Linked DNA regions of Homo sapiens: regions 1, 2, 3, 5, 6 and 7 are each linked to region 4. The links are chromatin contacts, found by Hi-C or POLR2A ChIA-PET in ENCODE. All regions are on one chromosome and are shown on one strand. The core of a region is the stretch at or near the end of the contact, and the rest is flanking DNA. Distances in the headings are between cores, read along the strand shown.

Region 1 (3,844 bases), core at 455-2,954, 1.8 Mb before region 4:
GTGTTTTTCCATTTGTTTGTGTCATCTCTGATTTCTTTGAGCAGTATGTTTTGTAGTTCTCCTTGTAGAGACTTTAACCTCCTTCATTAGATATATTCCTAGATACCTTCTTTATTTTTTCGTGGCCATTATAAATGGGATTCTTTGTTCATTTTTAATTGGGTTGTCTTTTAATTATTGAGTTAACAATAGTTCTTTATATGTATTCTAGATACAAGTCCATTGCCAAATATATGATTTGCTTTTTTTTTTTCCGTTTCTGTGGGTTGTTTTCACTTTCTTCATGGTGTCACAAGTATTTTTAATGTTGTTAAAGTCCAATTTATCTATTTGTTTTTTGTCACTTGTGCTTTTGGTGTTATATCAAGGAACGATTGTCTAATCCAAGCTAATGAAGACTTATTCTCATGTTTCTTCTAGGAGTTTTAGAATTTAGTGCTTACATGTAGGTCTGTGATTCATTTTCAGTTGATTTTTGTGTATGGTGTTAGGAAGGGTTCCAACTTCATTTATTATTTTGCATGTGGATATCCAGTTGTCTCAGCATCATATGTTGAAAAGACTATTCATTCTTTCTCTATTTTATTGTCTTGGTACTCCTGTTGAAAATCAAATGACCTTGGATAAAAGGGTTTACTTCTGAACTCTCATCAGATGTTTTTAAATGGCAGTTTTAATTTTAATAAATTTACTGATAATTTATTGGAGAAATGATTATGAAACACATCCTGTGAGCCAGGCACTACCTTAGCTTGCAGAGTTATGGCAGTAAACAAGAGAGAGACTCCCTTGACCTTGCAGATTACATTTTAGTGGAGAATGAAAAGATATGTGAAGAATATAAAACACTTGGGAACATTAATTAGAGAAGGATAAAAGTATATGTTTGTGGGCATTACATTGTTTTCTTCACATAGCCCTCTATGTCTCTTTTAGTGCATTTAGCTCTTCCTGCCATGTCTATAGTTAATATTTTTATATGCATGTGTAATCTACCCGACTAGGCTAAACACTTCTTCAGGTCAAGGTCTGTCTTTGCCAGTCTCTCCCATCTAGATATAGTACGTGTTTAGTGGGTATGTGATGAATGAATAAATAGATTAATTACTTTTGGGGACTGAGTTTATGATGAAAATTTTTTTTTTTTTAGACCAAGTCTCACCCTGTTGCTCAGGCTGTAGTGCAGTGGTGCAGTCTCGGCTCACTGCAGCCTCTGCCTCCCAGGTTCAGGTGATTCTTCTGCCTTAGTCTCCCAAATAGCTGGGACTACAGGTACCCACCACCACACCCAGTTAATTTTTTTCTGTATTTTTAGTAGAGATCATGTTTCACCATGTTGGCCAGGCTGGTCTTGAACTCCTGATCTCAAGTGATCCTTCTGCCTCGGCCTCCCAAAGTGCTGGGATTACAGGCGTGAACCACTGTGCCTGGCCTGAATGTTTTATACACATCCATTAATATATGCATAAACCTTTAAAATATCCATGTTATTCAGAGCTGTTACAATAGTTTGGAAATAAGAGTGGAATCCTTTATATTTGTGTTACTCTAGGTTACACTTCTTTTTTTATCTAGAATCTCAAGCTAAGTCTCCCTGCTTCAGCCCAGATTTCTATTTGGTACTTAACCTCAGCCAGGGCCCCGCTTTCCTTTCCTTCCTCACTCAAGTAATTTCAGCCCTCATTCTGTCCATAATGAGTCACTGAGCACCTCTCTCATCTGTTTCCGTCAGGGAGTGAACCAATATTTTAAATTTTAACCCAAGAACAGAAACCTGGGCAAGTCCTGGGTAGGGTAAAGTTATTTGATGTGATGGTTTTTTTTTTTTAATTTTTTTTTGGTTTTAAGGAGTGAAAAGTTTAATAGGCAAGAAAGAAGGAAGGAAGAAGAAAACAGCTCCCCTGTACAAAGATAAAGGGAGGGGGCGATTCGAACAAAGAGAAAACCCTGTGTGCGTCAGAAAAGTGGCTGCTTATATGAGGAGGCTAGAGGAGGTGGTGCCTGATTTGCATAGCGCTCAGGGGATTGGTTTGACCAGGCATGTCACTCACGTAGCCCGCGGAAAAAACTGGCCCTCCCACCCTAGCTTTTTAATATGCAAATGCAGGGTGCCATGATGCTCTACACATATGGGGATATGTGGGGGCGGCCGTGTTGCCAGGCACCTGTGAGGCGAGGGGAAGAAGGTGGCAGGAATCACCATGTTTGGGTGGACCCAGTTTCTAATGGCCTGTATTTGCATATCAAAGGTTGCTGACTCGGCTCTAAGAGCTGGGGTTTGCTAGACAAGAAACGTTTCTGGAGCCGCTTTAAAGGAAATGAAAACTTCCCCAAGGACCCCTTTTCCTAGCTGCCTAAAATAATTTCTTAATAAACTCCTATAACATCCCCCCATGTGGAGATGTCACCATAACTGCTCTTAAGGGGTTTTGGGTGATGACTCTTTCTGGCTATTTCCTGCTGAGAAGGGGCATCGAATGGGGAACAGCAGCTAGGGCTTCTCCTGGGGTTGATCTAAGGGTCCTTGGAAGAAAGGTGTGTTCCTGTGTGGTTTAGTTTGCAGCACTATTTGGAGTTTGATTGCTTCTAGGTGAGAGGAAACAATTCAAGTTATAGTATTGAGTATACAGGGTCCAAATATTAATACAAGACATAAGTTCTCTGTCCAATATTTCAGTTAGAAGGTGCTACTCTGTATAACCCTATTGCAAATAGTAGAGTGAGTATAGCAGTTCCCACAAGTGTGGTATAGTAGATAATTTTCATCTAAAATTTTACTTGCCAAGATATTTGGGGATTTATGAAGTTCCTTGGTTTTATTTCCCAAACAAAGAAACCTCAGGGTTATGGGCACCCTACTCACTTTCATTACCTGGCAGAATTTGCAGGATAATTGCCCAGAACCAGCATATTGATCCAGATTTTTATGTTATCCATCCCATTTTGTTTCATCCAAGCTGTAGGAGATCGCCACTTGATTCACAGGAATAAGCAGGGTTAGTCTAAAATGTAGGCAAAAAGCTTAAAAACAATTAGACTAGGATTTAATGACAAATGTATGATAAGCTTTGGAGCACAATTTCTCTCTCCAGTCCTCATTTTTTGTAAAAACAAATTATGATAGGACCGTGTGTGTTGTTTGTAGAATAAATTTTAGTCTTATACTTGGCCTGATTATTTGCATAAAGTGCAGCAAGAGTGGTTATTTCTACATAGGCCTTTTGGATTGGCTTTGATGGAACTCTGTTCCACAGGAATCTCAGATAAGACCTTTAAAGCTGAGCCCAGCCATCCACATGGGTTTGTATCCTCAAATACCTGTGAGTTGGGTGATCTCCTCTTGAGGTCCCAAGATAAACTTGGAGCTGCTGGACCTGTTAGAAAGTGACATTCTTTACTGACGACAGGTTAAGATCTCTGTTCATGGACTGTGTAGACAAGGTATGAGGCCAGTACTCCCCAAGGGGCTTTTATTGGCTCTGCATGTCAAGCTTGATTCCTTAAAGGGAAACACACCCTTTCAGTCAAAGCCTTGGTAAAATAACCAGTTTTACCAATTGTGTCCTGTCGACAAAGAAAAATGGATTCTTATTGCACTGATGGAAACAATTATATTGCTGTAAGTTAAGAGTACTCACAGATAGTTTCCAAATTCTGGAGGAACCAGGCAGAGAAAAAGAAACATGCTCCAAATTTTGTTCACAGGAGCATACCTTATTCAATTATTAAAGGCCATAAATAGTTAAAATAAGTTTCCTGGACTCTGAAAAACAAAACAAGGATCAGCAATATTGCAAGCGAAAGTCAAAAAGGTGGCTTTAACTTTCTGAGTCCAGTCCATTTA
Region 2 (3,726 bases), core at 395-2,894, 1.9 Mb after region 4:
TCACACCCCCGCCGCTACTAGCACCGCCACCGCCGTCCTGCTGCGGCTGGGGCAGCGAGAAGACCCGACGCTTCTCCGCCTCCTGCCCGGCGCGGGGCCCGCGACGCCGCTTCTGCCGCCCTCCTGCGCGCCTCTTGCCTCTCGCCAGCCGCTTGACCTCCAGAGGGGGGCCCGGGCTGAAGCAAGAGGAGGAGGCCGCGGCGGCGGCGGCTGCGGCGGCGGCCGTGCCGGGAGCAGCCAGGAAGAGCAGAGGCGGCGGGGGCGGCGGCGGTTGCAGGAGCTGCGGCTGCAGGAGCGGCAACAGCAGCGGCGGCTGCTGAGGGGACAGGAATCGCCTCCGCTTGCGGCGTTCCTCCAACTTCTTCTCCGCCCAGCTCAGGCCCCCGCCTCCCCCCAGCGCCGTGTCCGAGCTGCTCGGCATCGCCTAGAGCCAGCCGCAGAGCGCGGCGCGGGTGCGGCCTCCTCCCGGGTCAGATCCTGGCCATCTCCCCCGCCGGAAACGGGAGCGGCGGCGGAGGGACACCGAGCACCAGAGCCGGCCGGGAAAAGCGCCACGATAATCCGGGTCGGGACTCGGGTCCCTGGGTTCCAGGTCACAGTGGGGTACGCAGCAGCCTCCGGGCCCCAGGGAAGCAGGAATCCGGGCGGCGGAGCTCCCGATTGCGCTCGTCGTCCTATCCTCGGCAGCGAAAACACCAGATGCGCCGGGCGCTGACCTGCGGGGGAGTCCCGAGTCCTCCAAGTGCCCCCGGGGGTGGGGGAGCGGCCTTGGCCGCGCTCTCGGCTCGGGCAGCGCAACGCGGAAGTACCACCTTCGTCGCCGCTTCACTCCATCGCGCCCTGACGTTGGGTGCAAGTTCAGGGGAGGGGAGTGGGCGAGACAACAACACGCCTCCACCGCCTCCTCCTCGGCGTCGACGTCGTCCTCCTGTGGTGGCGGCGACACACCGCAGGCGCCTCGGAAGTGGCCTGGGCCTGACAACAACTCCCGGCCTAGGGCCTCGCGCACTCTGCGGCCCGCGGGGCTGGGCAGCGGGGCGGGGCGAGGCGGGGGCGACCGGGCTGCGGCTCTCGGTTGGGGCAGCGACTGTGCGGGGCTGGGCGGGGGGCTATTTCCGGGGAGATGGGGGCAGGGGCGTTTCTGAGTCTGTGGCGGTAGGTACGGGCCCTGACTTTCTTCTTCTTTCGCCGCCGCCGCCGCCGCCAGCAGAGGTGGCGGAGCTACCCCTTTCCTCCGCTCCCCCCCTCCACGAGGAGGCTCCTGGTGTGCGCGGCCTGCCCCGGCTCGCTCCTCCCCTTCCCTCTCCGCTCCTCGTCAGGAGGAGGGAGAGCAACGGGACTTGCTGGTTGGGCCCTAACCTCCACAACCCCTCCTTCTCGCCTCGCTCTTTCGGCTTTTCCCCTCAGCCCTGACGTACGACCGGGAGCGCGCCCGCAATTCACGCTCAGAGAAAGCCGAAGATGAGAGGTGGCCGGGGCAAGAGAGGCGGGAACAAAGTTACCGCGCACTGGCGTGCTCGCTCCCGCCAGGGGCCGGCAGGCCGCACCGGAAGTGGCATGATGTAGAAACCGCTCGGCTTCCGGCGAGGGTGGGACTCCGTGTGAAGAAGGGTTAAAGAAAGGAGAGGATTCGTGTGCCGCCCACTGCTGTTGCTTGAGACTCTGCCCGTGGTGGCGCGCCTGTCGTGCTTGTTGCTTGCGTCCAGCGCGCAGTGCCGGTTCCGGCTCTGCAGACGCCGCACTGCCTGCCTGTTGAGCGAAAGGTCACAGTGAGAACAAGTGTTTCTGGAGACTGCGAGGGAAATAATGCTGTTGGTGGCCTTCTGGAGTAGGCAGTTACCCCCCGTGTACCTTCAGTCAAGCCCTGGGAGTGGAACAGCTGCGAAAGGAGAGAAAACACCCCGCAAAACAGGGTGGAGATGGCGTTGGTTTAACTTGTCTCACGTACGCCAAAGTTCGAGGCCCCATTTTTTTTTTTTTTTTTTTTGAGACTGAGTTTCGCTCTCGTTGCCCAGGCTGGAGTGCAATGGTGCGATCTCGGCTCACCGCAACTTCCGCGAGGCCCCTTCTTATCCTAAAAAACACACTTGGGAATCACAGCTCAAGCTTCGGTAACACTATTTACTTTAAAATAAAAATTTTTAAAGCTTTAAATCAATACAGGAAATAAGTGGAATGTTAAAAGGAACTACTGAAAATTCCAAATTCTCAGGAGGCTTGAAATAAAAACATCTTGTGCGAATGAGGACTGCCCTCTTAGTACTTCACCCACTTTCACCTTCATATCTAAACCTTTGGGGTTGCCAAACATAGCCATATAGTGACCTCACATCTCATTTCTTGCCTTAGAATTGCCCTTCAGTTACAGACTAAGCACTCGGGATAATTAGATTAAAATGTAAATGGCTTATTGGCTTTTAGAATGGTTGGAAACGCAAGCTAACCCTGTGCAGTGGCACACGCCTGTAGTCCCAGCTACTCCGGAGGCTGAGGCAGGAGGATCTCTGGAGCTCAAGAGTTCGAGGCTGGAGTGAGCCATGACCGTGCCACAGCACCCCAGCCTGGCCAATCAGCAGGGCGAGGCCCTGCCTCTAATAAAAGAAAAAGCTAAGCCGTCTGTTCAATGACTAAATGTAGTAACCCCTTTGAAAATTCATTTGTTCAGATCATCAGTTGGTTTAGTTCTTAAACACTTGGTATCTATCCATCGTTAATACCTTAGTGTAAATTATTTTAATCAGTTTGACATCACAGTATCACAGACTGGCCTGATTTAAGCTAAGATCAGACTTCACTGACCGAGTACAAAGGATGTTGGTTTGCTGAAGGATAAAGGAGGAGGCAAAGGAATAGGTAATCTTAAAGTCAGAGCATTTCCCAGGAGGGCAGGCCTGGGTGGGCAACACCATGGGATGGGCATTGGGAAACTGAATAGAAAAATAGGGGGCAGGGTTCCTAAAACAAATTTCTGGTTGACAGTATTGTTGAGTGAAGGTCCTGTAGCCAGCCTCCTACCAAAGACTGTTTAGCAAGTGGCTTTTTCAGAAACATGTAGGATCAACTTGTTCCATCGTCCTACGTTAGATAGACTGGAATAACAGAACAAAGAGAGCAAATAAGAGGTTTAGCTTGCAGCTCCCCTCGTGTACAACCAGTTCCACTTGAGAATGTCATCTTCTATCATATATTTTCAAAGAAAACTTGATCCATAGTAAATGGATAATTCCCATGTGTAAGTGTATTAAATGGAGAAGAAGGGAAAAAAAGTAAATGGATAGTTCCCAATCCAGGGTGCAAACAAAAAACATGTACTAAAATATTTTTACTGTGGTTCTACCACCCACGTTTCCTCAAAGATTCTACCTTTGGTGGGGGAGGTTGAATGAACATTTTGAGCTCAAGATACCTGCCCACGTGGTTGGAAACACTAATAACTAATAGGATTCAAACTCCAAAAAATGGGAAGGACCTTTGAATTAGAAGCCGTCTGTTTCTATAAGCCTGTCTGCTTGCCTGAATATTAAAGAGATTTGAAATTCCCATTTACGACTATATTTTTGTTTATTACTGCTTGTGTGTGGGGGGGTGGGGAGTTCGTGTTTTGTTTTGTTTTTGTTTTTGTTTTTTTTGAGACAGAGTTTTGCTCTTGTCGCCTAGGCTGGAGTGCAGGGGTGCAATCTTGGCTTACTGCAACCTCCGCCCCCCAGGTTCAAGCGATTCTCCTGC
Region 3 (3,791 bases), core at 1,151-3,650, 1.6 Mb after region 4:
TCCCTGAGTTCTATTTATGTATTTTCTCAAGTAAACAAAGAAAACCTAAATGATTTTAAGATTTGGACATAAATAAACAATAACATCAACTAAGTGATTTTTAAGATTACAAAGAGAAGGTAGAGAAGGTGTCAAATTTTTTTTTTTTTTTTTGCCATCAGAAAGAATCAACAGAACACAGGAAAGATTTTCTTCTACTCCCCTCAGTCCTGATGCTTATTGCTACATCATAAAAGTTGTATCAGGCCAGGCGTGGTGGCTCACGCCTATAATCCCAGGACTTTGGGAGGCGGGAGGATCACCTGCGGTCAAGAGTTCAAGACCAGCCTGGCCAACACAGTGAAACCCCGTCTCTACTAAAAACACAAAAATTAGCTGGGTGTGGTGGTAGGCGCCTGTAATCCCAGCTACTGGGGAGGCTGAGGCAGGAGAACTGCTTGAACCCGGGAGGCAGAGGTTACAGTGAGCCGAGATTGCACCACCGCACTGCAGCCTGGGCAACAGAGAAAGACTCTGCCTCAAAAAATAATAACAAAAATAAAAATAAATAAAGGTTGTATCAGAAGCTACATAAATTTGTCTCCAAATCCTTCATATCAAGCAGAGTGACCCAATGAAGAGCTTTCCATACACATCAGCTACTTGCTGATATTCCCTGCATATGCTGCTTTAGGAAGGCCATGAAAGGGTTGCCTGCAAGCCTTGTTTCTCCAGCCACCTGGAAGACTCTCCCTCAACCTTTTGTAAAAGAGCACCCTCATTATATATGTTGCCACAGCACTTATCACAATAGAAACACAATACCATTATTTGTTAGATTTATTTTGTCTCCTCCCTACTAAAGTGTATACTCCAGAATGTTTTTCTGTTTGGTTCACTGCTGTATCCCCAGCCTCTAGAACAGTGTTCAATAACATTTATTGAAGGAATGAATGAGTGCAAAAATATTTTATATAAAAATAATTTTTTGGCTGGATGCGGTGGCTCACGCCTATAATCCCAGCACTTTGAGAGATCAATGCAGGCAGATCACTTGAGGTCAGGAGTTTGAAACCAGCCTGGCCAACATGGTGAAACCCCGTCTCTACTGAAATTACAAAAATTAGCCAGGCGTGGTGGTGCATGCCCGTAGTCCAGCTACTTGGGAGGCTAAGACAGGAGAATCGCTTGAACCCAGGAGGTGGAGGTTGCAGTGAGCCAAGTTCATGCCACTGCACTCCAGCCTGGGCAATAGAGTGAGAGTCTGTCTCAAAAAATAAAAATAACAAAAATTTTTTTCAAAAACAATCTATAAAAAGTAAATAAATAAAACCACAAAAGTGAGTGATAATCACCAATTAATCTACCCAGATGCATTCGCCACCAGAAATGATCTTTGTCACAAATAAGAGTATGTAAAACAAACTCCACAGATAAAATTATCACTTAATATGAAGGAATTAAAATAATTCAAGATTATAATTATTGATGATTAAAAAAAGGTGTTAAAACATGTCTCTGCTTATGTTTTATCTTGGAAAATTTCAAATAAAAATAGATAGAATATATAATAAACCCATCGGTCAACTTCAATAATTATTCATGGTCAATTTTATTTCCACTATGCCTATCTTTCAATTAGAACTGTTACATGAAGAAAAAATAAAACCATTATCTTTTTCTTTTTTTTTTCTTTTTTCTTTTTTTTGAAACTGGGTCTCACTCTGTCACCCAGACCGGAGCGCAGTGGCACCGTCGGGGCTCACCGCAACCTCGACTGACTGTGTTCCAGCAATTCTCCCCCCTCAGCCTCCCCAGTAGCTGGGACTACAGGCACACACCACTACACCCAGCTAATTTTTGCATTTTGGGTAGGGATGGGATTTCACTATGTTGCCCAGGCTGGTTTTGAACTTCTGAGCTCAAGTGATCCACCAGCCTCAGTCTCCCGAAGTGCTGAGATTGGGCATGAGCTACCACGCCCGGCCACATAAAACCATACTGAAAAACCCAAACGTCTTGATTCAGGTAAATTACAGTTTTATCTCCCAATATCAATAACAAAATGTATAAATTCTTAACTATTACTTTCTCAGTCTTTAGAAGAACAAAAATGGGATATGAAGCAAATAAAGAGAAATAAACTATAAGCCAACATTCTCTGTGCAGAAATAACGCCAAGTTTTAGAGAATGAGTTCCAGGGCAGGTAGTGTGCTGCTGTAGAGGGCACCCTGGCCCGGGATTCCAGCCTTCAAAGCAATGGTTTTCAAACCACTGGTAGTCCCCAGCACAAAACAAGTCTCCAGGAACAGAAAGAAGCTGCCACCATCGGCAGGAAGGCCTGTGCACTGTGAACCACCTGTTATCTCAGCAGGAAGTCAACAAAAGAAATTAAGTTTCAGTTAACTCTAGGTTCGGAAAATCAGGTGCTTCTGGCCAGGAGCCCAAATCCCTCAAATGGGACAAACCCAGGTCCCTCACCATCAGTGCAACTCTAAAAGGACTCTTCTAAATAAAGGCCTGCAGGAAAAATTCTCTTTTTGTTCAGCTTAGAACAAGGGAGAGACACAAATATCCTAATTACTTTAAATTACAACTTCTAAGTATTTCTATTAAAGAGAAAAGGAATAGTTGCTCTCATTGGAAGCAGTAAAGTATAGGGAAAAAGGGGAGTTTTAGGATTAAAAAAAATCTGGATTCAAATTATAGTTCTGCCAACTATTAAATCTTTGACAATTCATTCAATCTTCCTAAGCCTCAATGTCTTCATCTGTAAAATGGCAATATTCACATTTATCTCATAGATTTCTTATGAGGATTTAATTTGATTAGATAACACAAGCAAAATGAATTTTATATCAAGAGCTAAATATACATAATTACTAAAGATGCATTAATCAATGTATAAATAATATATTAGCTTACCTTTTCTACAAAATGTTGAGAATAACAAAAAGAAAACTACCCTGAGGTATGTCAAATGATGACAATAGACATCTAAGCATTTAAATTATGTTGTTTAATAAACCATAAAAATTAAGATATTTTGTACGTGGAATCTTGCACTTGTTCATAATAGCGAAGAAGCTGACAATAATAATAATAAACGTGGCTCTCGCCTGTAATCCCAGCACTTTGGGAGGCCGGGGTGGGTGGATCACTAGGTCAGGAGCTCAAGACAAGCCTGTCCAACATGGTGTAACCCTGTCTCTACTAAAGATACAAAAAATTAGCCAGGCATGGTGGCGCATGCCTGTAATCCCAGCTACTTGGGAGGCTGAGGCAGGAGAATTGCTTGAACCCGGGAGGCAGAGCTTGCAGTGAGCTGAGATCGTGCCATTGCACTCCAGCCTGGGCGACAGGGCAAGACTCCATCTCAAAAATAATAATAATAATAATAATAAACATATATATTCCATAATAGGAGTCAAAAATTATTCCACATTTTCACCTTATACTTGTAACTATTTAAATACTGACTACCAGTACTATGAATAAATTTTATGAGAATAAATAAATAAAATTTTAAAGCAGAGAATGAACATCAAAATGGTATTTTACTAAGATTACTCTGTTGGTGATGTGCAGAATGAAATTATTCATTAATAATTTAATGAAGAGGTAGAAAAAATGTTAAGCCTGGGATCCAGATAGTTCCTTTAAATTTTATTTTTAGCTTTACAATTCCAAAAACAACTATGATTAAAATCTAAATTAAAGAGGAAAAATGTATGCATATCGATTCTACTTTATATTCAAGTAAAGAGCTAAGAAAAATCAGGGAAGTTATGGAAAATCAGAGAGGAATACC
Region 4 (3,741 bases), core at 597-3,096:
TTCTTAAAAGGAAATATATTGGTCTTAATTATTCTTATCTTATTATATAATATGCTGTGGATTTATTTTTTAACCTATAATCTTATGCCAAAAGAGGCCATTTAGGTTTATTTTTATTTGTAGAGTGAAACAGAAACAAAATATACGGGCCTATGTTTGCTGTTTTAAATTCTACTCTCTATTACTTTTCCTTTCAACTTGGAAAGGAATTTTGTGCTACAGGACGTTTGGCCCAGGGTCAGCGGCGCTCCCTGCAGGCCGGTGGGGATGGCCTGAGAGAATTCTGGGCCAGCAGGCGGCCATATATTTCTTCCATAATCCTGTATGCGCGGGCAAAGTATCAGGCAAAGGTATAAATAAAACGTTCTGACTCCACATATGGTATTTTGGGTTTACAAATCCTTCATAAACTTTTTCCATTCCTATCAGCAGTTTTATTCATTATGGGACATCCAGCAACTCTCCTTTCGGGATTATTTGAGAAGCAGTAAAGGCTTCCTGTGAAAGGAGCACGTTAGCTGTAAGATTTGTGCAAAGATCGAGTGCCTGGCGGGGAGTAATCCCTAGACTGCGGATCTCAAATGTTTGGTGGGGTTTCCCCTACTGCTGGCTTTCATGTTCTCAGGGCATCATTACTGCGGTGGTGCAGCCGTAATGATGGGAAAGTGCCTGCTTTCTCTTTTCCCCCAGGGCCCCAGGGTCATATCTATGGGCTGGCAGACATGTTTTCTCCTTTCTCTTTCCTGTTTGCATTCACCTTGTGATTTTACTGATTTGGGGGTTCAGAGTGGGAAATCAGGCCAAAAATATATACATTCGAGATTTAAAAACTGAGTTATATCCAGCTTCCCCTTGCAATTTGAAATTATACTCCTCTTTCCATCTCTGTGTAAGTATGGGTTTTGACCAGTTTACGGAAAAAGTATATATTGGATCAAAAAGAGGCAATAGTTGGGTGTGACCTGGGAGCCAAAGTATCTAGACACATCTTAATGGGTGGCCTCATTCGTAAGAACAAAGAGAAAGATCCCTTGCTGACTGAGTAGAGGAGAAACAGACATCCTCTGGAGCTGAGGCTGGCAGGGGACGCTACAGCGAGCCGGCCAGTATGAGTTCACAGCCCAGGTCACACACCCTCCCCTCTGCTTGGCAGCAAGCACTATGCCTGGCACAAGTTATTAAGTGTTGTTCAATGTTTTGGATAAATTAAGAGGGGCAAGTGCCAGACTAGATGGTGCCACATTTTTAACTCTGTCCTCTTCCAAACTGTAATCATCTTGGTTCCACCTGCTAATTACCATTCGAATGTATCCCTTCCACTACAATGGCATTGCCTCGCCTCTGATCCTTGGCTTCTACAGCTATTTACTATTACTCCAGATTGGGGTCCTCAGCTGCAGTCAGACCACCAGATAGATCTGTGAGTCCTCAGAGAAAGATCTACCTGTTAGCTAATAAACTAATAAACTTCAGCTCAGGGCCTCACTTGCACGGTCCCTTACAAGAGCTGGGGGAAGACCTTGCAATGTGTTCACATGGTCATATATTTTTGTAAAATGTATTAAAAGTGAGCTATATTTAGCCATAATTGGTTAAGACTGCTTCCCCTTTCTGTTTCGACTTCCCCTCTGTGCACCTACTGTTAGGGTGTCAGCGTCGTCACCAGCACTTTGGGGCCCCAGCTAAAAGGAAGTTGAGTTGCGAATATATTTAGTTTGGGTTCAGTAGGGGATATTTTTGTGGTTGGTAGTTGTTTCTGAATGCAGTTAAGTTATTACTAGTCATCCTGGTGTAGGAACGGCTTCTAGGAATACTCCTACGGCCCCCTGCACTGACGCACCCAGCCTCGTGACAGGAAGTGGAGGGTCAAACGTCATCTGGTGATATGAATTTGTCCTGCAGCATCTGACACCAGACGTTTATGCAGAATCAAGGAGAAGCAAAGTTTGAAATATACAAAGCAGGAAGCTGGTCTCTGGAAAATTCTTCCAAAGTCAGATATGTAAAATCGTAAGCAGAGGACTTTGTTTTCAATGACAGCTAGTCAAAACAGAAGTTGTCTCCTTTCAGGAATATAGCACGCCATGCTGTGTATACAATTATACAGGCCTCATACATTTTCCTTTCCTCCTTGATGAGAATTCTGCAAAAGAGATTTATTGGAATTCTCATGTTTTAACCTATGGTTGTGGTATTTATCATCATTCTAAAGTTCTATTTTTTTTGAGGTTTATCTTCTCATTCTAAATAACTGTTCAGTTTTATACCTAATTATATATTCTTGGTTTTGAATTTTTTTGCTTAAGAAGGGCTCCTCAAATTGTATAACATCAGGTTCCAGAAGATCTGTGTAAGCCACTGACTGTCCCTGGGGTTGTAGTCAGCCTGGTCTTCTCTTTTTTCTAAATTGAGACGGAGTTTCACTCTTGTTGCCCAGGCTAGAGTGCAGTGGCTCTATCTCGGCTCACTGCAACATCTGCCTCCCAGGTTCAAGTGATTCTCCTGCCTCAGCTTTCCAGATAGCTGGGATTACAGGCATCCACCATCACACCCGCTAATTTTTTGTATTTTTAGTAGAGACAGGGTTTCACCATGTTGGCCAGGCTGGTCTCAAACTCCTGACCTCAGGTGATCCACCTGCCTTGGCCTTCCAAAGTGCTGGGATTACAGGCATGAACCATTACGCCTGGCCAGGCTGGTCTTCTTAAAGCAGAAGGCTAGTAGGTGACGGCCCCCTAATTGGAATACTTTGACAACCTTTATCCTTCATAAACTGACATCCACTGCCCTCCTCCTACCTTTCTCATGCTATAGACCAGCCATGTGCACACTGACAGCTCCTGGGACACACAGCTTCATTGTTCGCCCCTCACCTCCTTTGACCATGTGGATCCCTGTAATCCCAATGACTACTTCAGTATTTGTTAGATAATCTTCTGTTTGTCTTTCAAAATACAGCAAAGGCAGAAAATAATGCAGGTGAGGTGAAAACCTGCCAGCATTAGAGTTGGCATAGGGTAGACTGCAGGGCCATGAGTGTTCACAGCTGGCCTCCTTGAGCCAGCCTTTGTAGGCTTATAGGGCCTGGAGCTCAACCATCAGTGGGAAATCTGGCATATACCCCTGGTGCCTGGCCCCTTTCTTGACAAAGAGTGAGTGCCAAATCCGTGTTGTGAAAGGCATCCATGAGACATCCCACTGTGGGTCCACCACCTAAAGCTCTGCAGCAGGAAGGATGTTGGTCTGGACTCTGTCCAGGCCTCTGGACTTTGCTTTTCCCTTCCCCCGACCTTCTGGTTTCTCCCCAGTCTATGTCACACGGTGCTCTGCAGTGTCTGTCTGGTCTGGTTATGGAATATCTCCAGCCACCTCCATTCTCATGCCTGCAATTCCTGACATTCCTGCTTTGCCCCATCTTTCAAGGCCAGAGCTCTGGGAATACCCTGGAGAGAACCATTTGTTTCTCCTTCATTCTTCATTTATCAAAATTTTCTCATTATCTTTCTCATTCTTAATTAGTGTCTGCCAAAGGAAAGGTGTCTGTAAATAGACTTCATCTTATATTTGTGACTAAAGGGTCCAAATCACATGTGGAAAAACAGAGCAGTAACTGGAGTTGTAGATATTCTTTGATTACATATCTAGTATTATTGGCAGGGACATTTATGACAATAAAGAAAAGGCCAGTTATTGTTGACAATATTTACTGAAAGCCATTTCAAGCAAGCACCTTTTCATTAT
Region 5 (3,684 bases), core at 135-2,634, 1.7 Mb before region 4:
GCGAACATTTACTGAACGCCATGTGGCAAGCCCAGTGGTATGCGCTTGACAAGCATGGCATCTTCAGGCCACCTCTGAGGTAGGTACTGTCATCATTATACGATTTTACGGATGAGGAAAGTGAGGCTGGAGAGTCTAACCCCTCCAAAGGCAAACACAGCAAGAAGGGCACGAATATGAACTCAGGTCTGCCCCCAAAGCCAGAGTATTTAACAACTTCTTCAAACTGTTCTCAAGGAAGAGTCGCCAAACCCCACAAAAATCACTCGATCACCCCTCTTCAGCATACAAAATGTAAAGCATCCGAACAGCCTGCACCTGCAACTTTACAGACCAAGTTGTAAGCTCTCTCTACTCCCACAAAAAAAGGGTGGGCTAGCGTGGGGTGGGGGGAGAAGGCAAGAATCGGTTCCCAGCAAAGTAAAAAGCGAGAAAAGGGCCAAGCGCCCACGAAAGAAACCAATCTAAACTCGAAGCAAAGGGACCTAAATGCTTTAGAACTAAAACGGCAGAAAACCAACCAAGAAAACGAAAATGAATTCAGCAGAAGACCGACACAAGGTAACAGAGCGCCGGTGCAAAGGAAGCGGTCACAACGGATGCTGTATTTTATTAAAACCACACAGGCAGACCAAGAAAGTCGCAAGAGTTGAAGGAAAAATGCAAAGTCGGCTCCACAGACCTCTGGTTTTCAGACCCGCTGCTCGGGGTGAAAGGCAGAGCGCGGCCCGCACCTTCTCTCGTTAAATAGCCATTCGAAACGCCACAGAGAACGAAAGGGCTGAGGAAAGTGTCCGCGCCTCCGGGACCGCCATCGAGTTACCACCACTCGCTTGCTGGGCGCGGCGCGTGGAGGGGGCGCTGGTGCGACTCGGCTGCCCTACTTGCCGTCGGCACCCAAGTTTGTGCCAAGTCACAACGCGCGTTATCGGCAGCAGCAACGCCACTTCAGCCTCGCCGCCGCGGCGCCGGCACTTATCGGCGCCCACGTCCCGCCCCGCGCGTCCGGGAAGGTTCCGCGCCGGGCCCCGCCCGTCCTCACCTGCCCAGCTCCCGGCCCGGGCACAGGCTGTAGCCGTCCTGGAAGGGCTCGGTGCGCACCACGGCGCGTATCTCTGTCAGCAGCCCGCGGGCCTGGGGCGGCGGCGGCGGCCGGCACGGCCCGCTCAGACCCCGGCCTGCCCGGCCCGAGCCTGAGGTGGCGCCTGGGGAGGAGCCGCCGCTGCCTGGCTTCTCCAAAGGGATCATGGTGTTCAGGCCCGCTTCTTTCCTGGCCGCCTGTTCACTCCGAGCAGCCGGAGGGTCACGGACCCGCCCCCGGCTCCTAGTGCCGGTCCGCGGAGCCTTCAAACACCCGCTCTCCCCAGCGCGGCGCTCGGACTGCGGCAGGCAGACTACCGGTAGCTCGGGCCCGCCCCGCGCCCCGCGACCGGCCCCGCCCCCGTGACCGCCCCGCGCCTGCCCTGCACCCTGCTTCTGGCCCCGGCCAACCCCTCCCCACGTCCGCCCCGCGCCCGACCCCGCCCCGGCCTCACTCCGTGGCCGCCCGCCCCCTCGCTGAGCTCCCGCGGGGTCCTGAGCGCCCGATGCCTCACGCGCGCCCTCTGCAGCTCAGGGGGAGAAGGTGCAGCTTTCGGGACGGCCCGGAGGCTGGAGGCGACTCACAGCACCACCCTTTGGCCAGGACAGCCTACTGCGTTAGCAGAGTTGCGCACCTGTTGAGCGTCTGAGAGTCACAAAAGCTGACCTTCGGTTAATAAAAGGCATTTGAGCTGTAAGCGGGACTTCACGTGGTGAGGAGGGGAGGGGTCTGGAGGCACTTCGGTTAATAAAAGGCATTTGAGCTGTAAGCAGGACTTCACGTGGTGGGGAGGGGTGATGAGATCCTGATCTCCGTACACTGGGAGAGGGGTCTGGAGGCAGAGTTGTATAAATATTATTAACCCTGCACACCGGCCCTATGAAATAGACACTATTATATTGTCTGTAGTCGTCTCTATATTTACTTTCGAGGTCCTCTCATCCGGTCTTACGACTTTAATTACCATCTATATGCTCATGACTACAGAATTTGTATCTCTAGCTTCCAAATATTCCCTGAACTTCAGACTGGTGTATTTGACTATGCATTTGGCATCTCCACTTACATGTCAAATTAGCATCTCAGACTTAACATACACAAAAGTAAGTTGCTGATTGGTCTTCATGAATGCACTCCTACCCAGCTTTCCCCGTCTCAGTTTTCTTCATCTCCTTCCTTCTAGCTGTTCAGGCCAAAAATCTTGGGATGAGCATTGATTCCTCTCTCATGCTCATCTCCAGTTTGTCAGTAAACCCTCTTGTCTTTTCCTTCAAACTAGATGCGGCGTTTGATCACTTCTCTCTATTTCCACCTTACCACCATGGCCTGAGCCATCGTTATCTCTTACCTGGATTATTGTGATAGTTTACTAACTGGACCACCTGCTTCCATCCTTCTTTCTCCCTAATGTCGCATAGTTCATTTTCAAGGCAATGAGAGTGATCTTTTAAAAATCGAAACCAAATCACACCACTGCTCTACTCAGACTGTCTCAGTGGAGTTTTGCTTCTGGCACTGATATACTAGTTTATTTGTGTTCAATATTCTCACTAAGAAAAAATAGAAAAGTTGACAAAAGTTAAAAATTTCCTCTCCCAGCAAGGACTTGGATGACTGAAATCCTGGAAAGATAGGCAGCTCAGAAAGCCACCACTTTTCCCATGAGGTATTTGATGATTTTAAAGCCATGGCTGAAAGAGTGAGAAAGTAAGCAGAGCTTTCAGTCATCTCATGGGGTTGGGGAGACAAAAAAAAAATTGGAGTTTAGGACCTATTTATGATGAGGGGCTGGTAAGCAACTAGGCTTTCAGCTGGGACTCCGAAGAGCTATACCCTAGGGGTGTGGATGAACGGGAAATAGACCCAAGGGCTGAAAACCAGCTTCAAATGGCAACAGTAAATATTCTCTCTGGGGAAAAAAAGCATCATTCAGAGCAACACATTACCCATATAATATTTTATACACCATGTCTGAAACTTAATTTAAACAAAGGACACAGAATTGTCTTAAAAACTAAGGGAAAAAGAAAACAGAAATAAACACACAGAAGATCCAGATATTAAAGTTTAAAGACAGATTTTAAAATAATTCTGTTAAATATCTTCAAGAAATTAAATTGCAAGATAAAGAGTTTTCAGCAGAGAACTGGAAACTCCAAAGAAGAATACAATGGAATTTTGGAATTGGAGAAAAAAACACACTAACTAAAACTACTACAGAATTATGGGCTTAATAACAGATGAGATACAACTTAAGCAAGAATTAGTGAAGCTAATAAGCAAAACAAAATATGAAAAATGACATACAAGAGATATGAAAGAACTTTCTATAAAAGAGATAAGGTCTCAGAAAGGAGACTATGACACATGTGATATGTGGTAAAACATTCTAACACACACGTAATTGGAATATCAGGAAGAGAGGTGAGAGAAAAAAGGAAAAGAAGCAGTATTTGAAAAGATAACGGCTGGAAATTTTTTAAAACTAATGAACAACAATTCTCAGAGTCAAGAAACATTATGAACATAGAGCAGGATTTCAAGCAAAGAAAACCATGTCTAGGCACATTGTAAACTACTGAGAAACAAAATCAAAAAGAAAA
Region 6 (4,216 bases), core at 268-2,767, 1.8 Mb before region 4:
CCTATTTTCTTTTCTTCTAAAGTATGTATCTTTGTTAGCTCCATCATCCTTTTTGGAATGAGCAAGTATAAAAATAAGTAAATAAATAAGACCCATCCTAAGTATTTTAAGAAACCACCCTTTTGCGGCACACTTGCTACCTTGGTCTTAGCTCTGGGCTTTGGTGTCCTCTGGCAGTCCTGCTGCATTGCCTTCTCTCCCCCATCTGCCCACCCCTGTCCCAGAGAGATTTTTCTGTAGCCCCTCATCTGCAGAGTCCGACAGCTCAGGGTCGAGGGTCTTTCTTAGCAGTAATCACCCACTATGCTCTCACCCCTCCATTTCTGGACATGCTTCCTGTGGCTTCTCTCCTGCGCTTTACACTTCAGCAGTTCTTGTTTCTGCTCACTCTGCCTTTGTTTGTCATTTCCTGGATTTGAAGCTGTTCTGCTCTTTTCACCTTTCTCTTCTCAAGGTAAACTTCCTCTGTGAAACCTCCGCTGATGCCCTGCAGCAAGGTTGACCACTTCCTGAGTGTTACTTCCTCTCTTGGTGCATATGTCTGGTTGCACTAACCAGGCTGCTGCTAGCCCAAAGGCACCTTTGTGCAAATTAGAAAAAGACAACCATCCCCATCCCTTCTTCAAGATACTTTATAGTACTTCCAACTGTTGGCAAACTGTCTTAATAAAGATACAAATCTTTGATTTCTCTAATGTGCATGGTGCCCTACAAGGGTTGTGCAGTGCATAGCCGTGCAGTTGCATGTGATAGATCTATGTTATAATTATTTGTTTAATTGTCTGTATTCCCCTCAGGACCAAGGAAAATTCCTTATATCTTGATACTGTTTTTATATTCTTACTGTCTGACCAGATCAGACCCTCAGTAACCGTTTGCTAAACAAAAGAAGGAATGAAGGTACAAATATGTATCCACCTTGTCTGGAAAAATAGCAGGAAAGGCATGCCTGCCAAGGACTTTTACACTGAACAGTAAGAATATATTTTAGCTCAGAGACACTGTTTGTTTTCACATTTCAATATTGCTTTAATTAGATATCTTAAAGCTCGTGTACCACAGTGGTTGAAAGAGCAGATGCTGGAGCCAGACTGCATGAATTTGAATCCCAGTTCTACCACTTATTCACTTATTAGTGCACCTTTGGGCATGTTACTTAACCTTTCTGTGCCTCAGTTTACTCATCTGCAAAATGAGCGTGATGATAATAGTTCCTACTTCAAAGGGTTGTGAGAATTAAATGAATTATATAAAGTGCTTAGAATAGTACAAGACACATAATAGTCAGAGACAGAAGTATTAGGTATTATCAATATTGTTAAAGTCCATGTATAAGTTTACTGTACTATTGTTTCTTTTTAACTCTGAAGTGCTGTTTTCACTCTGTCACGTACAGCTTTTATTGCTAGCATCTTGCTTCTGCAGGTCCAGCCTCCTGTTGATTGGCCCTGTGTTTGTGCTGTGGTCAAAGCACTTGCTGTCTGCGGTTCTCCCTTGTGCACACCGGTTCTTTGGTTGCTGTAACAAAAACTACATAGGACACAGACAGGAAACCCGCAGGCTTTGTTTTTTCTTCCTAATTTGGCAGCAGAAGGGGGAAAAACCAGGGCCTTTCACAGACAAGGCTTGTTTTAGAGTTTAATTTTAACTTCTTGTTCGTGTTCTAAAGCTTGGGTTGGTAATAAATCTTGGCTGTATGAGACTAGAGAGAACTGGGCTTTAAAAATATGATTTTAATGTAAAATCTTTTCTAATTGCAGGACAACTTGCCTTTGATGATTTTCAAGAGAGTTGTGCTATGATGTGGCAAAAGGTAATGGAATGTTCCAGGGCCAAGTTCCCCACTAGAACCTGCCAGGGTATTCTCGAGTTAGACAATAGAAGAAAGTCACTCCCTGAATAGTTATGGGCTTCTCCTGGTCTTTAGGGTTCACTTGTGCTTTAACTTCACAGGAGGGATGGGCATTTTCTGCATTGTTTCCCACTCTGTCTTTCTCTCGTGTCTCATGCTGGCGTTGGAAGCTGTAACACTCTGGGAACCTCTCCATAACCCAGTCTGGCTGCCTCACCCTGTTGAGCTCTCTTCAAATTAAGCAAGATCTGACTAATACATTCTTCAGAGATGCTCTGACCGTTTTCATTATGAGAACTAAATGACTTTTCCCAGATCACATTACTGTAATTAACTTTACACTCATTTTGATACTCTTACATATTATAAGAGTGGATGGATGGTATGCTGTATTTACCGAGCTGGCATCCCTCCATCTGTTCATTCAGCCTGAGTCATAACCAGAGTTTCCTCATCCCAAGGGTGGTGCATTTTTCAAAATATGAAAGGAGCCAGTGACAGCTCCAGCCCATTCGCAGGCTTACAGGACCAGCCATTGCCACAAAGGATAAGCTTCCTGTTTACCAGTTGGCCTGAGACAAAGTGGTTGTGCTTCCTGGCCATGCGGGGCTTGGCACACAGTCTGGGCTGTGTCTGTCAGGATGGTGGGCTGAATGCTCGCTCTGTGCTGGGCTGGCTGGGGGTGGCAGGGCCCCCACAGCATGGGTCCTGGACATGGGCCACTCTCGAGAGGGCACCCTCAGGAGGGCACTCAGTTTGGCTTCAGAACCAACCCTGGCATTTGGAAAGGAAGCAAATGAGGGAGGGCGGTCTGGCCTCCTTTCTGGCTTCCTTAATGCTTCTTTCCTTTAGGGGTCCAAGCCGGGCAAATCCCCTTGGCACAAAACTGGGAATCCTACAATAAATTTGTATCTTTTGTTTTTAAGTATGCAGGAAGCAGGCGGTCAATGCCTCTGGGAGCAAGGATCCTTTTCCACGGTGTGTTCTATGCCGGGGGCTTTGCCATTGTGTATTACCTCATTCAAAGTAAGTATCCTGCTAGCCGCCTGCGGCCTGACCTCCTCCTAGCCTGCTCCTGCTCCTCCATCAGAGGAAATACTTGAGATGCTTTGTTTAGATTAGAGAAAGGAGGAGAGGGTGATTTTAAAGGCTAGTCCACCATTTCGTTGGCTATAGCTTCCTCTGTATCCTGTAATCTCAGTTTTTCCAGGAGCAACGAGTACAAATAAAAGGACCAGGACTAATATGCATAAGAAGCCCAGCAAAGCACGATGGGCTTTCAGTCCAGTGCACACACAGGGGCTCCATCAAGATTCTGAGATTATATAAAGAAGGGACAGAGGGAAGGGGAATACCAGATGGTTCACAGGTGGGGAAAGCTGTGGCTGTGCGTCCAGCATTGTCAGACTTTTTTTGCACTTTCATTCTCTGCTGTTGATTTAATGGAGGAGGGACCATGAGCAAGGAACTCTGGCAGGGGCAGAAAATAAAAGCAGAGACCACGATGGCAAAATCCCGACAGATGCCGCTTCCAGCCCCACTGCACTCAAATTTGAATTTGTAAAGACAGGCCACAATTACTGTCAGCAGCCAGGACATTTAAGGTCATTTTAATGCTACTGGTGGCAAAGCGGCAGCAGTTTTTTCTAGACTGGCTTTTTTTAGGCTCCTTTATCCCCACCCAGCTTGGCTCGTCATCCACTCTGCAACATTTTCACTTCTTCCCAGGATGTGAGTGTCACCAGCAGACAAGCAGACAGGCTCCAGTGTCCTCTCCAGCCTTTCTGCACCATCCTGCAGAGTTGGTGGAGTTGCAGAGTCTGGAGGGGGCCTGAGATGAGCGTTCCCAGGAATGATTCAGACTGAATAATTTGGCCTCCTCTTCCCTCTGCCAAAGGGACAGGGGCAGGACATGAGAGGGATGGGTGCACTTTTGGGTCAGGGTTCAGCTTTCTGGTGTGACAGCCTTTCTCCCTTAGGAGGCTGCTAAGTCGGTGAGACCTGGGCACTGCAGCCGACTGCCTGGGTTGAATGGTTGAATCTCGGCTCCAGCTCTTGACCAGCTATGTGGCCTTATGGGGGAGTCCGTCACCTTTCTGGGCATTAGTTACCTTATTGGTGTGATGTGTGGTAATGTTAGTGCTTGTGTATGAGGTGAGAATTGAATCTCACAACACAAGAGCTGTTGAACATTGTGAGATGTGTGGAATATTGAGAACAGTGCCTAGCCATAGAAATCACTCAATAAAGATTAGCTGTCTGGACCCTGCTTCTGTCCCTTCTTTTCCTATCATAGCTGGCACCGTGTTCATGCCTGTGGTATTCCCTGTATCCCTATTCCTGGGAAGCAGCCCAGGAGGGGGA
Region 7 (3,876 bases), core at 1,344-3,843, 1.4 Mb after region 4:
CTTCTTACCTATATTTTGACCTCCATGTTCTGTGCCATTATGGGCTCTCAACGACAAAAGGCTACAAATAAAACTGCTGATAGTGCTCATCAGCTATGTCAGATCCCTGAAGTTTTTATTATTATTATTATTATTATTGGCATTATGTGGTTTGCTCTCTTAAAAATGGATGTATATTCCAAAGCTATTTGTTAGCTTCATCAATTCATTGATTACTGAGATGTTCACATTAAAAAACGTGGAAAACAGTGGGAAATATAAAGATGTGAAACAATTACCTATAATTCTATGGAGAGACAACCACGGTTAATATTAGCTTTACTTCCTTCTTTGGTGCTATTCCTTTATGCCGTTGCTAGCATAGTTTATAATTATGCCTTTAAATTAGTCTGATGTAATAAGCATTTCCCATGCAGTAAAAAAGATCTGTGGCAAATTTAATTTTTAGTGAATACAGAATATTCCAAAGTAAGCTTTTATTTGTTTCTCTAATGCCAGATGTGTATGTGCTTTGCACTATTTCATGATTGTGAACAACTCTGCAATTGTGTACTTATCATTGTCTTTATCTTGATTCCTCTAAAGACATTTACGTAGGACTCCAAGAATGAATATTTCAAAATAGAATTATCGAGTCACTAAGAATGACACTTTAAGGCTCTATATGCCTATTGAACAATTGCTTTTTGCACAGCAGGGAATGAACCTGTATGTCTTACTATGTCTTACGCAACACTAATTATTATTCATTTTTATAAGCATGTGAATGATTAAAAAGAGAAAAACATGTTTCAGCCATTTTATTTGGTTATATTTAATTTCTAGTAAGACAATACTTTTCATACATGAATTTGACCTTACGTTTTCAGTTTTTGTGAAGTATTTCAAGTTAATACATTGAGGTTGTTATAATTTTTTACTGACCTATTTTAATAGTCTCTTTGTAAAATAACTACTATTATCTGCAGTTATTCTTGGAAATATATTTCCCACCTTATATTTTCAATTTATTTATGTTGCTTTAACATTAGAATTGTTCTACCATATAGCAGGGATTGTTATCTCCAGTACTTAAAAAACAATTTCATGTATACTTGAAGATAAACTTTAGAATTTGTTAAATTCTGAAGATAATCCTCTTGAAATGGTGTTTTGAATTTTGTGAAAGTTAATATGAGAAAATTTTACATCTTCACTATAATATTTAGTCTTCCTAGCCAAGAAAGTTGTATAGGTTTTTTGTATGTAAGCCCCATACACATCTTGTTACTGTTATCCCTAGATATGTTGTATTTCATTGCTGCTGTTAACCATGCATATAATCTCTTCTTCATTACATTTTGAATTATATAGGCAAGTACATTGATTTCATATTTGGTCAGATGCTTAACTCTATAACTTATATACAGTTTAAAATTTTTATTTTAAATATTATTATTTTAATTTTATATTTAGTATTTTAGTACTTTTTTTAGTCTAAGAAATGTAACCATTTAAGTAAACAACCTGTGCTTGTTAGTGTGCATTCAGAGACCCATTTTATCCTCTATTTTAGATAACAGAATGTTAAATTATATACAATTATGTTTTTCACAATTTCTCTCACTTTCTCATAATTCCAAATTTCTGTGTTTTAGAATATATTTGTATATTTTGATGTGTTTAAAAAGTAAGTTGAAACCAACAATTACTCCTATTTTTCAAATACATTATCTATCAATGGCCACCAAAAAGGGCCAATCCTGGAGCCACAAAGATCCAGGCCAGCATTTTGATGTTCCTTTTTTGTTTCCGTTCATTAAATTGAACAGAGTACTGAGACTTAAATAAACTCAGACATTCCAATGTCTGGATTTTTTCTCTTTCCAAAGTTAGCAAATGAGAAAAGAAAAACAATTCACAATAGAGGAAAGAAAAATCATTTAAAAAGGAAAATGTAAATTTATAAATTTAGAGATTTAAGTTGTGTACATATGATTCTGTGTATGTGTGACAGAGAGAGAAAGACAGAGAGAGAGAGAGAGAGAGAGAGAGAGAGAGACTGTTCACTTAGTTTCTTTTCCTAGCCAGGAATATTGTAAACATAAAATGTGTAGTTAGAGAAAAGGAGAATAAGCAATTATTCCGTGAGTGCTATGGAAAAGACATTGATAATCAGAAGATAGCAATCTGAGCCTCATCAATGAGCTGTGTGAACTGGGGAAAACATGACAAACTAGAACTAAGGTAGGTACCGTCAGCCAATGGAAGCAGTGAGCAACATGCCAAAACTACTGCAGATTGTCCAGGTGAGGATGGCCAGAAGCAGCTGGTCAACAGGGAATGATCCAGAACGCTAAACAGCTGGTGGAAATCGGGACTCAGCAGGGATGTCATCTGTCAGCACTGGGAGAGAGGTGGTGTCGGCCCTTACTAGAAACATCAGTTGATGCAAGATCAAAGACTCAAGCAAAGTCCATGCTGGAGAGCCAAAGCTAAGAGGAGATAAGAATAGAACCCAAGTGGGCAAAGTACAGAGCAGAACTCAGTCTGACCCAAAGGCAAGCAGGAAATTGGGCAGGACAGGGATGAGTCAGGGAGTCCGAGGAGCAAACCAGATTTGACTGAGTCAAACTCCAGATTCTCCATCCATTTCCAAAGTCAAGAGCGAAATAAGGTCAGCCAGAAAAGTCTGGAGAGCTGTACCTTCCCCCTCCCAAAAAAGAAGGCCTTTAGCATTGACTTGTGGAGTCTTCCACCACGTTTCAAGGGATCTTTGGCCCGTGATACTATTAATTCTAAGTTCTCACATTTAGGAAGGGGTTAAATTTGATGATATCCAAACTTCTATCCAGCTCCCCAAGTGTTTAGGACTCTAACATTCTATAAATCTAAAAATACACATTAAGTTCCAAAGGAGAAACGAGGGTATTAAATGTTTTATCCAGGGAAATAGAGTTTACTGGACTCCCTCCCATCACCATCATCCCCTCCGTATACAAACATATAAATATCCCACAACCACCACCTAATTCTTCCTCCTAAAAGGTAGTGTGGAATGGTTTATAGCCCTCTTGGAAAAAAAAAACTGAGATGACATTCCATTCCATACTGACTCACTTTTAAGTCTTTAGACATCATTTGATTCTCAGTCACAAAGAATTCTCCTAACAGGGTGGAAAAAGCCCTGGTCACGAGGAGATTGCCTGGAGTTGCAGTGGTTCCCTTTGCATTCTCTAAGCCAAAGGGATGCTTTCCAGAGCTGTGTTTCTTTCTTTCTTTTACCCTCCGGGCTGATTTTATAGTAACAAAACACAGCCACTTAAATCTATCTCCAAATAACCAACATTCAGAAAATGTACCACATAAAATATAGACATTTTACAAGGGACCATCTATTAGCTGATAATGGCAGCACTGCCAAGGAATGCATAAGAAAACAAATGTGACCCTCACCAAACATCAGATCCATTTATCCAAATTAGCCCCTCTACAGTGAATGCCATGATATGATTCAAAGAATTATGAGGGGTTGGGAGGAGGTTACAATAAACTAAATATGTAGGTTGAGGATACATATAAAGCTTATGAAATGCAGCCTCATAAGACATTAATAGAAGTCAGAAAAAAAAGTTGGCAGAAGAGATTTTAAAATGTGATCATATGGAAAAAAGAATATTAAACCAACTCAAAAAGTTTCAGAGGGTGAAAACAATAAGTTTCTCTATGTATATTAAAAACATGTAGATATGGGAGAGTGGATGGTTGCCAGGTTGAGGGAAAGGTGGAATTCATCGGATTTAAAAGACACTTCCATAACCTCTCAGCCCTTGGCAAATGTGTCAGGAAGGGGATCTTCATCTCTGGGGCTCCTAACTGCTCTCAGCTTCTCATTTT

Evidence for each region. A loop is a pair of places that touch in the nucleus more often than their neighbours do. ChIA-PET counts read pairs that join two places held with the same protein, here RNA polymerase II (POLR2A). Pooled maps may share reads with other maps.
Region 1: a loop to region 4 is called in a pooled map, with 13 times the contacts of the local background. The contact joins two enhancer-like sites. A Hi-C loop is called at or near these places in 3 of 37 single-sample maps with no recorded cell type and 7 of 50 pooled maps.
Region 2: a map of B cell shows a loop between it and region 4 (24-fold over the local background). The contact joins the promoter of CDK13-DT here to the enhancer-like site in region 4. A Hi-C loop is called at or near these places in 1 of 168 maps with a recorded cell type or tissue (B cell), 7 of 37 single-sample maps with no recorded cell type and 11 of 50 pooled maps.
Region 3: a loop to region 4 is called in a pooled map, with 3 times the contacts of the local background. The contact joins two enhancer-like sites. A Hi-C loop is called at or near these places in 2 of 37 single-sample maps with no recorded cell type and 3 of 50 pooled maps.
Region 5: a map of B cell shows a loop between it and region 4 (31-fold over the local background). The contact joins the promoter of STK17A here to the enhancer-like site in region 4. A Hi-C loop is called at or near these places in 1 of 168 maps with a recorded cell type or tissue (B cell), 9 of 37 single-sample maps with no recorded cell type and 10 of 50 pooled maps.
Region 6: a map of naive thymus-derived CD4-positive, alpha-beta T cell shows a loop between it and region 4 (10-fold over the local background). The contact joins two enhancer-like sites. A Hi-C loop is called at or near these places in 1 of 168 maps with a recorded cell type or tissue (naive thymus-derived CD4-positive, alpha-beta T cell), 15 of 37 single-sample maps with no recorded cell type and 12 of 50 pooled maps. POLR2A ChIA-PET finds 5 or more read pairs at or near these places in 1 of 52 experiments (activated CD4-positive, alpha-beta T cell).
Region 7: a loop to region 4 is called in a map with no recorded cell type, with 3 times the contacts of the local background. The contact joins two enhancer-like sites. A Hi-C loop is called at or near these places in 2 of 37 single-sample maps with no recorded cell type and 3 of 50 pooled maps.

Annotation. Positions count from the first base shown.
Region 1 is chr7:43,667,756-43,671,599 of GRCh38, reverse strand. All of the region lies in intron 1 of COA1 (cytochrome c oxidase assembly factor 1), which reads left to right. Among named protein-coding and RNA genes, the nearest start is that of COA1, 60 kb to the left of the region's middle. RefSeq lists a silencer at 1,698-1,747. Within about 2 kb of position 1,704, at least 4 of the 41 ENCODE cell types and tissues checked have a DNase peak (open chromatin) inside an H3K27ac peak, as active enhancers do.
Region 2 is chr7:39,947,337-39,951,062 of GRCh38, reverse strand. CDK13-DT (CDK13 divergent transcript) reads left to right here and starts at 1,644. Exons shown (of 1, transcript NR_158201.1): 1 at 1,644-3,542. CDK13 (cyclin dependent kinase 13) reads right to left here and starts at 807. Exons shown (of 14, transcript NM_003718.5): 1 at 1-807. The coding sequence starts at 421. RefSeq lists silencers at 1-229, 1,020-1,249 and enhancers at 740-1,019, 520-1,438, 1,490-1,739, 1,810-1,939, 2,200-2,249 and 2 more.
Region 3 is chr7:40,232,805-40,236,595 of GRCh38, reverse strand. All of the region lies in intron 6 of SUGCT (succinyl-CoA:glutarate-CoA transferase), which reads right to left. Among named protein-coding and RNA genes, the nearest start is that of SUGCT, 100 kb to the right of the region's middle. Within about 2 kb of position 2,400, at least 5 of the 41 ENCODE cell types and tissues checked have a DNase peak (open chromatin) inside an H3K27ac peak, as active enhancers do.
Region 4 is chr7:41,879,841-41,883,581 of GRCh38, reverse strand. No RefSeq gene overlaps it. Among named protein-coding and RNA genes, the nearest start is that of INHBA, 180 kb to the right of the region's middle. RefSeq lists an enhancer at 1,594-2,143. Within about 2 kb of position 1,846, at least 12 of the 41 ENCODE cell types and tissues checked have a DNase peak (open chromatin) inside an H3K27ac peak, as active enhancers do; they include B cell, where a contact is called at or near this core.
Region 5 is chr7:43,580,808-43,584,491 of GRCh38, reverse strand. STK17A (serine/threonine kinase 17a) reads right to left here and starts at 1,384. Exons shown (of 7, transcript NM_004760.3): 1 at 1,043-1,384. The coding sequence starts at 1,248. RefSeq lists enhancers at 295-404, 535-584 and a silencer at 985-1,764.
Region 6 is chr7:43,646,197-43,650,412 of GRCh38, reverse strand. COA1 (cytochrome c oxidase assembly factor 1) reads left to right here. Exons shown (of 6, transcript NM_018224.4): 2 at 1,761-1,813; 3 at 2,779-2,878. The coding sequence starts at 1,799. Among named protein-coding and RNA genes, the nearest start is that of STK17A, 65 kb to the right of the region's middle. RefSeq lists enhancers at 286-375, 1,018-1,879, 2,149-2,443, 3,474-3,593, 2,742-3,603. Within about 2 kb of position 1,517, at least 40 of the 41 ENCODE cell types and tissues checked have a DNase peak (open chromatin) inside an H3K27ac peak, as active enhancers do.
Region 7 is chr7:40,468,913-40,472,788 of GRCh38, reverse strand. All of the region lies in intron 11 of SUGCT (succinyl-CoA:glutarate-CoA transferase), which reads right to left. Among named protein-coding and RNA genes, the nearest start is that of SUGCT-AS1, 76 kb to the left of the region's middle. Within about 2 kb of position 2,593, at least 4 of the 41 ENCODE cell types and tissues checked have a DNase peak (open chromatin) inside an H3K27ac peak, as active enhancers do.